Linked DNA regions of Mus musculus: region 2 is linked to region 1. The links are chromatin loops, found by intact Hi-C in ENCODE. Cell type or tissue: gastrocnemius. All regions are shown on one strand.

Region 1 (8,000 bases):
ATTTGTGCTGTGTGTGTGCGTTAATAATTGTTCCTCACAATAAAATTGAAATGTCAGCATGACTTGACTGTTACACATAGGGAGTCTGCTATGCTGCATCAGCCCATCCTGTATTTGGAGACATGCTCCTTTTGCTGCATAACATGACTCAGCACATGTAGTCATAACTTGAGTCAGCACAAGTCAAGGTTGGAATTTAAATTGTCACATCGACAGTTAAGAGCAGAGAGTATAATTGCTCTTAGATAATTGGTTGCTTATTCTCAGCTAGTTTTTCTCTCTTTTGTTCCTACCCAGGATCCCCTGTGTAGGGAATGGTACCGCCCACAATAGACTGAGTCATCGCACCTCAGTAAACAATTAAAACACCGTGAGAGATGCCCATTGGCCAACCCGATCTAGAAGTTTTTTTTTTTTTTAATTTCCATTTCAATTAGAGTCAGGAACAATCAGCACAACGGGAGGTACAACTACAGCTCGCTGTGGAATGATCAGATTATTGGAAATACCTGATTTTAGAACTATAGTTCTATGAAAATTTTTTTTCTTTAAGACTCTCTCTTCCTTGGTGATGCTAAGTTTTGTTGTGTTGAGAGTTAAAACTAACCAGCACAGATGAGTTAATTTTATGGCAGTTTGTGTAGTGCAAATGCTTGGTACTGTGTTTGTCTCAAAGGTACCACTTTCCAAATAGCTGTTAAGGCAGAATATTGTCACAGTGTCTTACTGTGTTTGCTATGGCTATAACAAAAGGCCACCAACAGGGTAAGCTATAAAGAGTAAGCTTATTATTTGACTCTTGTGGACGTGTACACTGGGTGGTTCAGCGTCAGGAGCAGGGCTTCTTCAGGGCTGCCTGCTGCTTCGTAACATTCTTCGGAATGTTCTGAGGAGAGGAGGGGCAAGAGGAAAAGAGTGTCAAGGTCTCCCTGCTTTTATAACCTTCTCTGAAGTTGATGCATTGCAGGCCACTCAAAGTCCCGTCTCAGCACAACGCGTTAGCAATTACATTTAAACTCTAGTTTCCTAAGGGACTTTGAGTTCCAGGCAAGCGTCTCTGTTTTGTTTTCTGAAGTGAAGGCTGACGTATCCGTTGCTGTTAGGCCAGCTTACAACTATAACCCAGTTTTAAAAGCCCTAAAATCCCGGAGACAGATGGTAAAGTGATTAGGGTTTGTTTTAGGAACCTTGACTCATCAGTGTCTCGGCCCATCTGCGTATTTTGTTTTTTGTTCAACAAATATTCATTGGCTACCTTAATGTTGTAGAGAGTGTTCAGTTTGCCAGTTAAACTAGAATTTAATTTAAACACAAGGAAACAATTTAGTTTTACTCTCTTCAATGTAACTAACATGCTGTTAAAAAGTTATTTTAGTATTTTGTTAGCATTTTCAATAAATGTTCCATTTTTTCTTTTTTAATTAACATAACTGAAAATTTTGTGTATCTATTGAAGAAAAGACGAAGAGACTAATATTTATTTGTGTATTACATATGTGTCTATATGTATGTGTTGTTATAATATGTTAAATGAACTTCACCATGTTATATGTCTTGCAAAATACACAACTCCAATGAATATTTAAAAGTTAATAACACTGTGGGTTTTCTGTCCTAGGAAAATCATTGCTCCTCTTGTGACACGTCATGGAAAGTTGTGGTCCAACTTTTGGGGAGCACTGAGTCCTGATGGGTACTATGCTCGCTCTGAAGATTACGTGGATATTGTTCAGGGGAACAGAGTGTGAGTTGCCTGATGAATCATTTCATATACAATATAGTGACAATATGATCTTACTAATATTACTTTAAAAACATCTTTATCTGTCTTCATTTTGCTTAGGATACATTTGAGAACTTGGAGATCACTTACAGTTACATAAAAACTTTTTTTATTTTTTAAGATCGAAAGGAATCTACATGACTAATAGGACAACTTCATTGTTGTATGATAATACTTGGTTGTCATGTGTACACATCCAGTGGTAGAGAGGAGTAGAACTCTTTCCTAAAGTTGGACAAGAATTTAGTTTATCTAGGTCATTTAATAGCTCTAATAAAACTTGTCTTCATTGTCTTTAAAATTTATAAATACAGAAATAATAATGCAGAAAACCAGAACTTCCACACATTCGCAATTTCATGAGGTGATTTTGTTGGAGCTGGTGGTAGCTTTTAATTTGTCATCTCTGTGTGTAAGATCTAATGTGTACATAAAAAGGTAAGAAACCACTGACATTCAATTGTCATCTTTTAGAGGATTCAAAAAATACAGACGCTATAGAGTACAAATGTACAAGTAATATATACTTTCTAAATGATAGCTGACATTTGCTAAAATTAAAAAAAAATTAGTCTGTCAAGCATCAAAAGAGTTTTTGTTACGGAAATGCTAGGCAAGAATGTCGCTCTTTTTTTCCCCAGATTGTAGGCTAGCATTGCCTGAGTCCTAAGTGCCTCGTCTTAATTATCAAACTCATCAGCTCAGTTTAAATGGGGAATATACTCTGACTTCTAAAAGGAGGTGCCCTTAGATTAAATAACTCATATTTTCCTTGGGAAAATTGTAGCTGTGGCAAGACGTTTTCCTTCTGAAGGTAAAGGTTGACTTAGAAGATTTTCATCTGAAAGATACCAGTGTGATAAAGTTTTTGTTATCTGATAGCATGGTAGGTAAGGGATCAGTACTAAGTCAACTCTGTTTCAGTTACTTTTATTAAGTGTAAAATGACATATAAGTCATATATTTGGTGCTATCCATGGATTTGATGGAAATGAAGGTCATCAAGTGCAGAAGAGTGCCTTCGTGTTGATTGGAGTAAACCATAATTTCTTTGTACACAGTGGCTTCCTGTCTGATTTATCCGTAAGGACCGTGGTCAGTTACTGAGTGCATCTGCATGTGTGCCCTTAGAGGGAAGCATGGTGTATTCCATCACGTTTAGTGTTAGAGTTTACCGGACACATTGTGTAGATCTAAAGGCCTTTTATTGTTTATATTTTTTCATCTAAGTAAGACAAAATGAGGTCTTACACGTCCTTGGTCAGGATTTTTCCTTACTGCTTCCTAAACGTGACAGACGCGGGCCTTGGGGAGCTGATACCAGTCATATAGAGGGAGCCCTGTCAGAATGGGGTGGGGGGGGGCGCAGAGAGAGAAAGGTCTGCAGACACTTACTCTGCAGCTGTGTTTCCTCTCAGCTTTTTCCACAGACGTAAGGAAAGCTCAGGGAATTCCTTGTGAATACCATGTAAGGGTTCTTATTTTTATGTCTACTTATTTATTTATTTATTTTTGCTGTGGTTGGAAGCACGCCCTCAGTCGTAGCCTTTACAAAATCCTGTGGTATAAATACCTCTCTGACCTATATGTCTTGGCTCTGATGTCTGCTCTAGGGAGCTATGCCAGCCAAGGCCAGCACAGCTCTGGTTCTGTGTGAGGGCTTTCGCTCTCGGATGTTCACTGTTAAACAGAAAACAGTCTGTGCGTAGACTGTCGTGACGTAACTGTAACAACCGTGACAGGTAGCAACAGCTACATACAACCTAACTGAAAGTCTATCGAGGGGGAGTAATTTCTCCTAAGCCTCATTAGGATATGTGTATACAATAATTCATATTTGTCAAACACCATCATTATGCTTTACCAGCCAAATAATTTACATATACAAAACCTGAACATTTACAAAGCATTCTTTTTAAAATGTAAGCATGAAGCACATTTTTCTATGTGTGATATTTTTGGAATGTATTTTTTTTTTTAACTTTCAGAGGAATCTGGAATGTCCCATATATGGCTAATGTGTACTTAATTCAAGGAAAGACACTCCGATCTGAGATGAATGAAAGGAACTATTTTGTCCGTGATAAGTTGGATCCCGATATGGCTCTTTGCCGCAATGCTAGAGATATGGTAAGGTCCACCACTGCGGCTCCCGGCAGCGTTCTCATGAGGTGCTTGCTTTTCAGTCCGTGTGTCACTATGTTTGGATGCTCCTTTCTTCCCGATTTGTAAATACTAGCCAATTTTTTTGATCGTAGGGTTTTAAGGAGGATAATTTGTGAACATTTGTAACATAGATTTTGAAATGTTAGACTAGGCTTGTCTCATAAGCAGCCTAAGAAGATTTAATAAAGGCAGAATCCAAAAATAAGCTTTGTTCTTTTAAGAATACTATTTGCTCACATTTGAAAAATTTTAAGTAAAATAATCGAGTTTAGTTAATATTAATTTGAATGAAATTTACTTTACATATTTGATAAGCACATAATCTTCTGACATCAGTAGCTGTTTTTCTGAGTGTACTCTATAATATTATTGATGGTATACTCTTATGAAGCAGGCTCCCTAGACTATAAAGATAGTATATGTAATATATTTGGAGCTGATGGTGTATTAGTGTTTTAGAAATGTACTTTTACAATAAAATGTAAATGCTTATAGAAAATAATTTTTCAAAATGTGCAAATATGTTTTAATTCAGAAAACATATTTATAAGATTTTCTGTTTCAGATATTGTTATTTTGTTCCTGAATTTATATGAGCAGCCATGGCCTTAGGAATATCAGAAAAGTTGGCAAGTGTTTTTCCTTAGTTTAACAAGGCATGTTTTCCAGAATGTTTGTACTGCCTGTGTATCTGTGTGCACCCCCATTGAACACCCTCAGGACCTTTGATTGTATTTGTGTGCTCATGTTTGGCTGATTTCACTCAACAGCGCATCCGGAATGGCCTCTTACTCATTATTTTTTTCTGTTGTCTTAATTATGTGTCTAATGAAGTTTTGCTAAGGAATGAGCTTGGATCTGTGTCTCACCAAACACGTTAAAGTGAAGCAGCAGGGAAGGCTTGAGGCTCTCGTGTGCTCTGTAAGCTTTGCTTGTTCTGCATGCCGTCTAGGAAGGGCATTTCACAGTGTCAGTTTTTATCCAGGCTGCTGTATTTATTTACCAAGATGCCTCCCTCACACATGGGTGTGCAGATCAACTGACCCGATGCTTCTCTTCATTTTAGACCTTACAAAGGGAAAAAGACTCCCCTACTCCGGAAACATTCCAAATGCTCAGCCCCCCAAAGGTGTCATTTTTATTTATTTTTACTAAATTTTTTTTAATGTAATTGTTAGATATGCTGTGTTGAGTGGCAGTAAAGCCACCCCATAATAGCCTCCTTTGCACTGATTGGTAAAATGTTGGTACTCATGGGATCCTTTTCTGCTCGTATGTGTGTTGTGGGATTTTGGAGGACTGTTGCTGGATAGTCAGCTCTTGGTTGATGAAAGTAATTTGCATTTTATAATTAGCAGGTGAGAGAAATAACAGATACTTTCACTTACTGTTGTAAGGTTTGGGCATGCTCTGAAGAGGAGAAGGAAGTAGGCTGAAAGTTCATCTCCATTAGAGATGAGACCTGGCCACTTGCTGATGTGTGTGTTTGCTACTAATCCTTCTTATAAGAAAAACAGGTACAAAGAGACTTCCTTGACCCAGTGGTGTCTGCCACATTGACTGGGTTTAGGGCGAAGACAGAAGACGTCCCTCTTAGACCCTGGCAGGGCCTACAGAGCTGTGGGTGCTGAGTCAGAACAGTAGAGGAGTGCTGCACTGAGCAAGAACTTTGACATCTCGAGCTCCATAAAATGCTTTGAAAGGAAATAAAGAGAAAAAGAAGACACACTTGATTGCCTGTTGATGTCTGGAATGTTTTCTGCTTTCCCCATCTGTGTCTAGGATTATTGAGAGAGTAACAGAGTGGCCCCGAAGCCCAGTCCTCTCTTTCAGTTGACACTTAGTGCTATTTTCTGTGTTGTGTGAATTTATAACACTATTTATTTTAAATAATGCATGTTTTATGAAAATCAAAATGTAGTTACAAATGAAGTATTACAAAAGTTGAAATTAATGCATTTTATATATTTTTCCCATGATTAAATGTTCAGTGCTTTGAGAGTAATACTCCCTTTTTTCTGGTACATAGGGTGTGTTTATGTACATTTCTAACAGACATGAATTTGGACGGCTGATATCAACTGCTAATTACAACACTTCCCATCTTAACAATGACTTCTGGCAGATTTTTGAAAATCCCGTGGTATGTTCGTGTTCAACTCCCTTGTTGTTTATCTTCCTGTCAAATTAAATGGACATAAATCATGCACTAATATCGACACATAAATATTTTTAAATGGGTACAGTTGTGTTTTATGATCTGCGATAGTTCTAAATTTGACCAAGAACTCATTCAAATTAAGACACAGTTATCTTAAAGGAAAGCAATTTATCAATTTCTTTGCTTTCTCCCACTATTAAGCATAATTTTAAAAATATAAATAACAATTTTTAAAGGGGGTGGAGAAAGACCTTAGTGACTTGGGGTTAGAACTCTACGCTAGCATCAAATGTATTAAGTTCATCCCTAGCTGCGCCCCCACCCTCACACACACACACACACACACACACAAAATATCACAAGTTAGCTTGGGGAAACACCCAGTATTTAATTAAAGCTGCTTAGTGTCATAATACTTAGTAAAGTAATCTGACAGTTTTATAAAAATGTTTGCTAAGATAACCAGAGGACAATGTAGAGTAAAACTGTCTCCCATATAAGGTAATATACCCTTAAGTTGAGGAAATTTGAGTCAGATAGTTATGGCGGCTGGTTTTGAACTACAGGGACCTTGTTCACCAGTAGCACTGGCACATAGATCTAAGAAAGCTTTCTTGAATAGTCATTTCCGTTACCTTCTTAAGCTCTCTTCCCCTCCCTCGCCAACAGTAAGCTTTAAATTACAAAGACTCAGACCTCCTGATGGGAGTAGTCTTTGATTTTTTGAAAACTAGCAGGATTCCAGAAAGAGCAACTTTGAGCACTGAGTCCTCTGTTGGATTAAAAAAAAAGAAACATCTTTTTGTTATTGTGGTATTTCAAAGGTGCATTTGTCTTCTTTTCCTTGTGCGTCTTCAGCTTTAATGAGGTCGAACTAGAAATGGTTCTCTTTTCTTATGGAGAGAATAGAGTCTACGGGCTTAACTCTGCTTCTGAATTTTTGAGAGTTTTGAGGGATAGCACTACTTGGTTATAGCTTCCCGGTGAACTTTCGTTCCTGTCCTTCATTGCCTGTATTCCTGTAGGAACTCAGCTCTCCTGAGCAGTATGTGCTGAGCAAGTAGGCTCTGCTAACCTTGGCATGGTCTTGCTCATTCTTTCATACTTCAGTCTGAAGATGTTCAGTGACAGAATACTTAGAGTTTTTCCCATTTTCAGAATTTCTAAAAGATAAGTGAGATTATAATTGACTTGATGACTAGAAGGATGTTTTTACATGAAGAGTTTATGTCACTGCCCAACATAAAACGTTCAGGACGTTAGCATCAACAAATTAAACATGATGGCTCAACCCAACTGGAATTTAAGGTTTTTTTTTCCCTATCCTTAATGCTGTGAGCTACATTCCCAGTTTTGTTTTTTATGTTTACACACCACATGTTAAATATCAGAAAAAAATTGCATGCAGATCTACCTACCCATTATAATATTGTTCAATTTTAATAGCCTGAGAAATGAAACTTTATAAATAAAAGGCTTGATTTCATGGGGTGTACCCATACACAGAACCAGGCCAGGATTAAAATATAAACTGGTTTCTGAAAATTACTATTAATTTTCTATTTCTATTACTATTCTGAAAATAGTAATTTTCAGAAACTTACAAGTTTCTTGAACTTACAAGTTATTAGAGTATTTTTATAAAGTATACTTATTTATGGAACAGTTATTTGTTTAAATGTGTTCTTTTTTTCCTTAGGATTGGAAGGAAAAATATATAAATCGTGATTATTCAAAGATTTTCACTGAAAATATAGTCGAGCAGGTTTGTACTAATAATTCTACTTTATAGAGTGTTCTTCCTCTAATTTCCACAAAATCTTAAGCAACACGGAATGAACAGAAAATTTAAATATGGAGAAAGTATTGGTTAGGCACTATTCATTAGGT
Region 2 (8,000 bases), 450 kb before region 1:
AGATCTTAATCAAACGCTCTTGTAGGAGGAAGACTTTGTAGCTGTTAACCTTCGTGTTTGCCTCAGTATATGAAAATGACAAAGGCAGAATTTTAAACAAAATGAGGGACAAACACTTGAAGCCTGATCCTTAAAAGCTCTGCTGGATAGGAAAATCTACTATGAAAAAAAAAAATAAGCCATACTTTACACAGTATTGAAATGATAGTTGCTTAAAATGTCTGCAATTATATAGGATTCAAAAGGGCCACCCCCCACTGTTTTCCATTCAGTGGCTGGGATGCACATGGTTGGATTACCACCTGCAGCGCATGCTAGCGGACAGTATACGCAGCTGTCACCGTAGCCCTATAATTATGAAAGTATCTTTCCACTCTTTTACAATTAGAAGGCCCTGTCTTTCTTTCTCCCACTAGGTAATGTTTTTTGTTGGTATCAAGAGCACCTAACTTCCTCTACTTGTTATGGCACTTGTGTCTCGGTAGAATGTAACCAGTCTGTAGGGCGGAGCACTCATTTCTTCGACATCGTTTTTTGGGCGTTTGAGAAACTTCTATAAAAAAAATAAGCTTGCCCATATCACAGAAGAGTCAGTTCCAACTTGGGTCTTTTCACCAGTCCTCAGCTCTGCTGAACCTACAGGGTGGAAGGAGCCATGATGGTTTGTTCTGGAGAAAGAAGTAAATAGGACTTTTTGAAGGAGACGTGCACTATCACGAGTCCAACTCTCTGCGTAGCTTGGATCTCTGTTTCTGGTTGACTTTCAGCCTTGTGGTGTCTTCATGACTGCAATGGGGCTGTTTCTAATTCTATGCTTGTAACTTACATCCTAAAAGAAAAAAAAATGCCTTTCTCAGCAGTGTAGATAATGTAATCCCCCCCCTTTTTTTTTCTTAAATTTTATTTAATTTTTTAACACTCCAGATTTTATCCTCCCCCACTCCGATCCACCCTCAGACTGTTCCCCATCCCATACCTCCTCCTCACCCCCCTCATCTCCACGAGGATGTTGCTATCTGCTACCCCTCAACCCACCAGACCTCTAAATTCCCTGGGGCCTCCAGTCTCTGAGGATTAGGTGCATCTTCTCTGAATCCAGACCCGGAAGTCCACTGCTGTATCTGTGTTGGGGGACTCATATCAGCTGGTGCATACTGCCTGGTTGGTGGTCCAGTGTCTGAGAGACCTCAGAGGTCCAGGTTAATTGAGACTGCTGGTCCTCCTACAAGGTCTCCCTCCTCCTCAGCTTCTTCCAGCTTTTCCCTATTTCAACCACATGGGTCAGCAGCTTCTGTTCTTTGGTTGGGTGCAAATATTGGCATCTGATCTTTACTGTAACCTTTCTTAAAATAGTCTTGTGATGAAGCAAGTCTGAACACTGATCACCAAGTCCCTCCAAGGCTAGGCTATCAAAGTGTCTGAAGAGCAAATGACTTAGTATGGCAAATGTTGTCTCACCTGAGACATCATAATTTGACAGGTAAGCTACATGCGTCATTTTAAACGTTCTAAGAATATATGAAACTAATAAATTGCATTTAATATGTAATATTTTATGTAAATATATACTTAAATTATTCTCAAAGTGTTATTGACATAATTTATATTGAAACATTTTTCATTTAAGTTGAATTTGGAGTACATTTTCAAAATCTATTGCAACTCTGCAGTGTATCACGATTTAAACAAAAATGCACTTCTTTGGCCTGGGGCAGTCACTTAGTGGGTAAAGGGTTTGTGATACAGAGAAAGGACCTGAGCTCAGATTCCACAAACCACAAGGCTGAAAGCAGGAACACCTGTCTATAATCCAAGCACTCCAGTGGTAAGATGAGAGGCAGGTAGAGACAGAAAGCTCACAGAAGCTCTTGGACACAGGCTGGTACGTGCAAGAGCAAATAACAAGAAGAGAGGCTCTCTCAAGGTGAGAAAGCTGTACCTTCATATGTGCTCTGTGGCACAGATGCACTCCTGAACACACACACACACACACACACACACATGCACACACACACATGTACATACATACACACACACTTATGCACACACAAGCACTATACACACACAGGCATGCAAACAGGCACACACACACGTTCACACTCAGTCTCACAAACACACACAGGCAGAAAGAGAGAGAGAGAGAGAGAGAGAGAGAGAGAGAGAGAGAAAGAGCAGACCCACACACATTTTAAGAATCAATTCTTTGCCTGGCAATGGTGGCACCTGTATTTAATCTCAAGCATTTTCGATGCAGTAGTAGGCAGACCTCTGAGTTTCAGGCCAGCCTGGTTTACAGAGCAAACTCCAGGACAGCCAGCGCTACACAGAGAAACCAGGTCTCAACCAAAACTAAACCAAATAAATAAATAAATAAATAAATAAATAAATAAATAAATAAATAGACAAAAACTAAAGCAAAAAACAAACAAGCAACACTAAAAGAAACCCAGCTCTTCAACCATGCTTGCTCCTTTTCAGCTGCTAACTGTCCTGTGTAGCTACTGGATTTCATGGTAGGCATTCCAGATATACTAGAAGTACAATGTCATGTTGCTCAGAGAAAAACAACTGTTACTGGTGAGCAAAACAAGTCACTCCCTCTAGTTTCCTAATTGGCTCCCTTGTTTTCTATCTTGTGACATCCTCTGCATGGACAGAGTAACCATACTGTTCAACCCAGAAGACAACTACTTAAATACCTTTATCATTTAGTTTCAATTAGTTCATGCAAACAGAACTCACAATTAATTAAATACTTCTGTACACAGCCTCAAAGTTATCCTTTCTAAAACTGAAAGTTTATCGCTTAGTCATCCCTTTCAGAGATGACAGTTTTTTACAGCTATACCAATAGAAACACTGGGAACCTTCTGGCTGACCTTACTGGGTCAGTGGGAAGAGTTCGCTATTGGTCCTTAGTGTCCAGGTTCAAGGATGCTAACCATCTTGCAATGGGCAGAACAGCCTTTCTCTAGCTCAAGAGCAACAGGGAGAAAACATTCGTGACAAATTCTTTTAAAACAAGAAAAAAGAGAAGAAAACAATGTTCAGGTTTGTAGAGTTGGACATCTCTTTCACCGCAACTTTGTAAAAGTGGCATTAAAAAGATACAGGAGGGCCAGGGGTGGTGGCTCATGCCTTTAACCCCAGCACTCAGGAGTCAGAGGCAGGCAGATTTCTGAGTCCGAGGCCAGCATGGTCTACAAAGTGAGTCCCAGGACAGCCAGAGATATACAGATAAACCCTGTCTTGAAAAACAAAATCAAAACAAACAAACAAACAAAAACAGGAGGATAATAATTACCTGACTAGTGCAGGGCTTAAGATCTATAATATATTTTAATACCTCAATCATCCCTTTTCATTTTACCTACAAATAGCAATTTATAAAAGTTTTATTCTATGAGCTATCTAAAATCTAAATCTCATGTAAATCTTGAAAGTAGTAAGTATCTAAATGCTGTACATTGAAGGAATTCTAATTTCAGAATATTGGGTAACTAAAAAAAAAAAATACATGAGGACTATAACTGTTTAAAGTTGTTTAAAGTTTAAAATCCTTAGATTTTTAAAGGCAGCACATGGTTACATGATTTTGCATTAAACTAAATTTTAACTAAACGTCTGAGGTTTAATTCTGAAAAGCATTCATGGAAGAATAAAATGTAAAAATTCACTTTAATGAGAATACCAGCCACATATCTTTTGAAATAACATTTGAATTAATATAACTACATTTAGATTTTTATCACATTTGGAATATGAGCACATATTCAAATAGTAATAAAATTGTACTGTTGCTTTAAGAATTTTTTTAATATTTATTGAATGTACTACCAGTAGCTTCAAAATAAAGCAAATATGATTTTGGATATCAAGAAGTTTTCTTTTCAAGAAGAAAAACCAACGTTTTGAAACTATGAAACAAAATGCATGCTTTATGGGGAAACACAAAACATGACATCTTAATGCCATCTATTGTTTAAAATGGGGTCATGCATTAGAAATAATCTCCAAATTGCGTATAAATAAATAGATGTTGTAACTTGTAGCCACTCTGAAAACACACATACACAGACTCACACATATTCAAACCCTAGACATTTTTTCAAAAATTTATATTACTTGAATAATTTGTTCAATAAAAGGAGAAATTCAGACCTCCAGAAGACAAAGATCAAAATCAATTCGTGGCTCAAAAAATGTAAATTTACTTCGAAGTCTACTACAAATTAATGAGCTTAAATATTGTTTATTTCATTAATTATCAACCTGGGTAGAAACCACACCTCCACTATACAGGCCTCCAAATTAAAAGGTCAAAATAACACTCTAAGACGAAGGTGTGATAGTTCATCTGGCCACAAGATGGAGACATTTCACCATTAAAATGCAAATAAGCCCGCACTAGAGAGTGCCCCCCCCCCTTTAAAGAAAATTCTTAAACATAAAACAAATGCTTTTCTCCCTACCTATCGTAAAATGACTACTAGCAAATCTTCCCTCATAATAAGCTTATTTTATAGCTAATTATACCAATTAAGATACACCAAATGGTTTAGTTTTTGTGTGTATGTGTGTGTGTGTGTGTGTGTGTGTGTTTTTTAACATTTTGACAGTTAATCTAAATCTCCAGTAGGTGCAATTTATTAGTGTTTGGTACAGTTTTATATTGCTAAATACAATCTGAATATAGCAAGCTGCAGCCTCTCCAGATTAATACTAAATTAACATCACACATAACTACTCCCCCAAACACTATCCTAGTGGGATAATTCGCCTGAATGCCTTCTGGACCCCACAGCAGTTCATACTCCTGAGATGTCAAATAGCTCTAGGGTCGGTAGAGAAAGGATTGTGCTTGTGTAGAAACACCTATAATGGACAAATAAGACATTCTCCTGACAACTGAAACAGGTTTCATAAGAAAAATCTTTGTGGGTGATATTACTAAGAGTTAAACATTTAAGTATCCCCCAAATAATTCTATAAAATAGTCTTCAATGAGAATTACCAAGGTTGACCCCAGTACAAAGAATTTAAGAAAATAATTATAAATTAAAAATTATAAATTTCTGAGTTCAAGGCCAGCCTGGTCTACAAAGTGAGTTCCAGGACAGCCAGAGCTATACAGAGAAACCCTGTCTCACTAAGAAAAAAAAAAATCAAAGAATTCAAGGAGTTTAAAGACAAGAGGAATGAACACCAGAACACTGGTGTGAACAAGAAGAGGATAGTAGGGCAGGGAGAGGGTATAAGTGGCTTTGGGGATAGCATTTGAAAGGTAAATGAAGAAAATATCTAATTAAAAAATGCCTTTAATAAGAAAAGAAAAAGAGAATAGTAATAACCTCATGATTGAAGTCCAGAAACCCAAACACAGGGCTCCATAAAAGCAAGAAGGCAAATTCATGATGCCGAAAATGCTATATTACTAATCACTGATCACTAAAGAGATAGAAATACCAACGAAAACTTAAGATGAAAGGAAGATGAAATTGAAATTTTTAATTTTCTATTTAGAAGACACAGAAGAAGTCTTCACGGTAGAATGGGTCTAGCAAAAGGCAGCATATCATCAGAAATTGAAAATAGAGTAGTTGAACCACTCAATTAAAGACTATGATAAATCTTTAAAACACACATGCTGTGAATATGAAGAACTATGGGACATGAAAGAACAAAGCTGAAATAGTTGAAGAAGAATCCTACATTAATAGGCTAGACCATATCTGCAACAGGATAAGAAAACATTAAGAAAAATTAGGAGAAAGATATATCTACAAGGATGGAAGAAGCACAAAGAACACCAAATAGACAAGACCAGAAAAGTAACACCCTGTGGAATATTATGGCTAAACGTTAATATAAAGAACAAAGAATGGTTGCAGATCTGCAACCCTATAGGTGGAACAACATTATGAACTAACCAGTACCCCGGAGCTCTTGACTCTAGCTGCATATGTATCAAAAGATGGCCTAGTCGGCCATCACTGGAAAGAGAGGCCCATTGGACACGAAAACTGTATATGCCCCAGTACAGGGGAACACTAGGGCCAAAAAAAATGGGAATGAGTGGGTAGGGAAGTGGGTGGGAGGGTATGGGGGACTTTTGGGATAGCATTGGAAATGTAATTGAGGAAAATATGTAATAAAAAATATTAATTAAAAAAAATCCCCCCCCCAAAAAAAAGAACAAAGAATGGGCACTCAGAGTTGTGGAAGAAAAGCCATAGTCTCAAATAAAAGAAGCCAAATCAAAATAACACCTGAATTCTCAATCAAGCTTTAAATGTCAGAAGATCCTAAAGCAATGTACTCCAAGATCCAAAAGAACACAAGTCAAGCTAGACTATTTTACCCAGCAAAAGTATCCACCTTAATTGAAAGAAAAAGAATAAATTTCCATGATAAAGATAGAATTAAAAAAATATATATCAACCAAGAAGAACTCCACCAGATGCCACATGGCCTGTGCAGCAGAGCACAGGCAAGATGACCAGCCACATGATGGGAGAGTGGGTCTCACACCTCAGTGGAGAAGCACAGTATAACTGGATCTGGTTGAAGTAGTTTCTTGGGGTGAGGGAGTTTGCAAAGGCAGAGGGTGAATAAAAGGAACAAAGAGATAAGGGACAAAGATGATGCGACACTCATTAAAAAAAAAAAAAAAAGAAGTAACAAGTTCACAGGATACAGAATATACTCCTTAGACAAAATGCATTTTATTTGACCAAGTTTCATGTAGTTCATGTAGTTATTTAAATTTGACTCTAAGACTTTAATAAAAATTTGAACCCCAAATATTTAAAAAAATAACCTCAAATTTTAAAAAAATTACGTCCATCAAACCAACCCCAAGAGGGTCAGACCCCTACTGCTGCTGTAGCATCAAAAACATATAAAAGGACTTCAAGACACAGATTAACTTCAATTCTATAATAGTAAGTGATTTCAGTATTTCACTTTCTTTAATAGAAAGGTCCTCTGGATAGATAATAAAAAGAGGTGTATCGTTTTATGAAATCATACATCAAAGGGATCTAACAATTATCTACAAAATATTTCTCCCAAAGACCAGAAAAAAAATTCTACTCAGCAGCCCATGAATGCTTCTCTAAAATTGAACATATATTGAGATACAAAACAAATCTCAAAATATAAGAAAAAAAAAACTGGTAACACATATCCTATCTCAATATGATGCAAAAAAAGCTTAAGATAAAACAGAATCTCCAGAAATTATATGAAGTCACGAAAATTAAAGAATACAGTGCCAAATAACAAAATGGCTCCAAGAAAATTTCAAGAAAAAACAATGTTAAATACCAAGGGGAAGAAAAATAAAGTAATAATTAAAAAAAAAAAAAAAGACACATGAAGGCTTTGGGACACAGTCCTAGGAGGGAAACATATGTCATTAAACCCTGTTTTCAAAATTAGAAAGTACAGATAAGCAAGTTCATCATGTAACTCAAGCCTTTGGAAAAACGAGAGCAAGTCAAACCCAACCCCGTAGTTGAGAAGAAAAACAGGAACAGAAAAGGCAGAAATCAATAAAATAAAAGCAAAATTAGCCTTAAAAACACCAAGAAAACTCAAACTGATAAAATCGCAGAGGGACAAAGAAACATTACAACAAACACCAAGGAAATTTAGGACACTACAATGGAATATTTAAAACCTGTATTTAAAAAAAATCTAAAAGCAAATAACAAGTTCCTTGATGAATTACCAAATCAATTCAAGAAGATATCTATAGCTTAAGCACACTCATGACAAATAAGGATATTAAAACAAGAAAAAGAAAGTTTTACAGCGTGGGAAAAATAAAATACAATCCAGATGGATTTAAAGTGGAATTCTACCAGGTTTTCACAAAAGAACTACAACCAATTATCCTCAAGTCATTCCAAAACAAAAAGAAACATAAAACAACAACAACAACAACAAAAAGCCCAAAATAGAAACAGTACTCCCAAACCCCTACAAAGCCAGCA

Evidence for each region. A loop is a pair of places that touch in the nucleus more often than their neighbours do. Peaks named below come from ENCODE experiments on the same cell type or tissue, not always from the same donor. Only the 100,000 strongest peaks of a DNase experiment are listed, where the experiment ranks them.
Region 2: it touches region 1 in a loop (2.8-fold over the local background); 21 of 42 quality-filtered maps call a loop at or near these places.

The regions. Positions count from the first base shown.
Region 1 is chr9:92,596,970-92,604,969 of GRCm38, forward strand. Plod2 (procollagen lysine, 2-oxoglutarate 5-dioxygenase 2) reads left to right here. Exons shown (of 19, transcript NM_011961.3): 12 at 1,619-1,744; 13 at 3,772-3,913; 14 at 5,979-6,092; 15 at 7,810-7,875. Among named protein-coding and RNA genes, the nearest start is that of B430319G15Rik, 58 kb to the left of the region's middle. In gastrocnemius, no CTCF peak of the experiment used is centred here; a DNase peak (open chromatin) is centred at 3,387; H3K27ac peaks cover 1,366 bases.
Region 2 is chr9:92,143,390-92,151,389 of GRCm38, forward strand. It overlaps Gm46147 (a long non-coding RNA gene), which reads right to left. Exons shown (of 3, transcript XR_001779352.2): 3 at 1-829. Among named protein-coding and RNA genes, the nearest start is that of Gm46147, 28 kb to the right of the region's middle. In gastrocnemius, a CTCF peak has its summit at 4,363 (motif pointing right); a DNase peak (open chromatin) is centred at 4,365.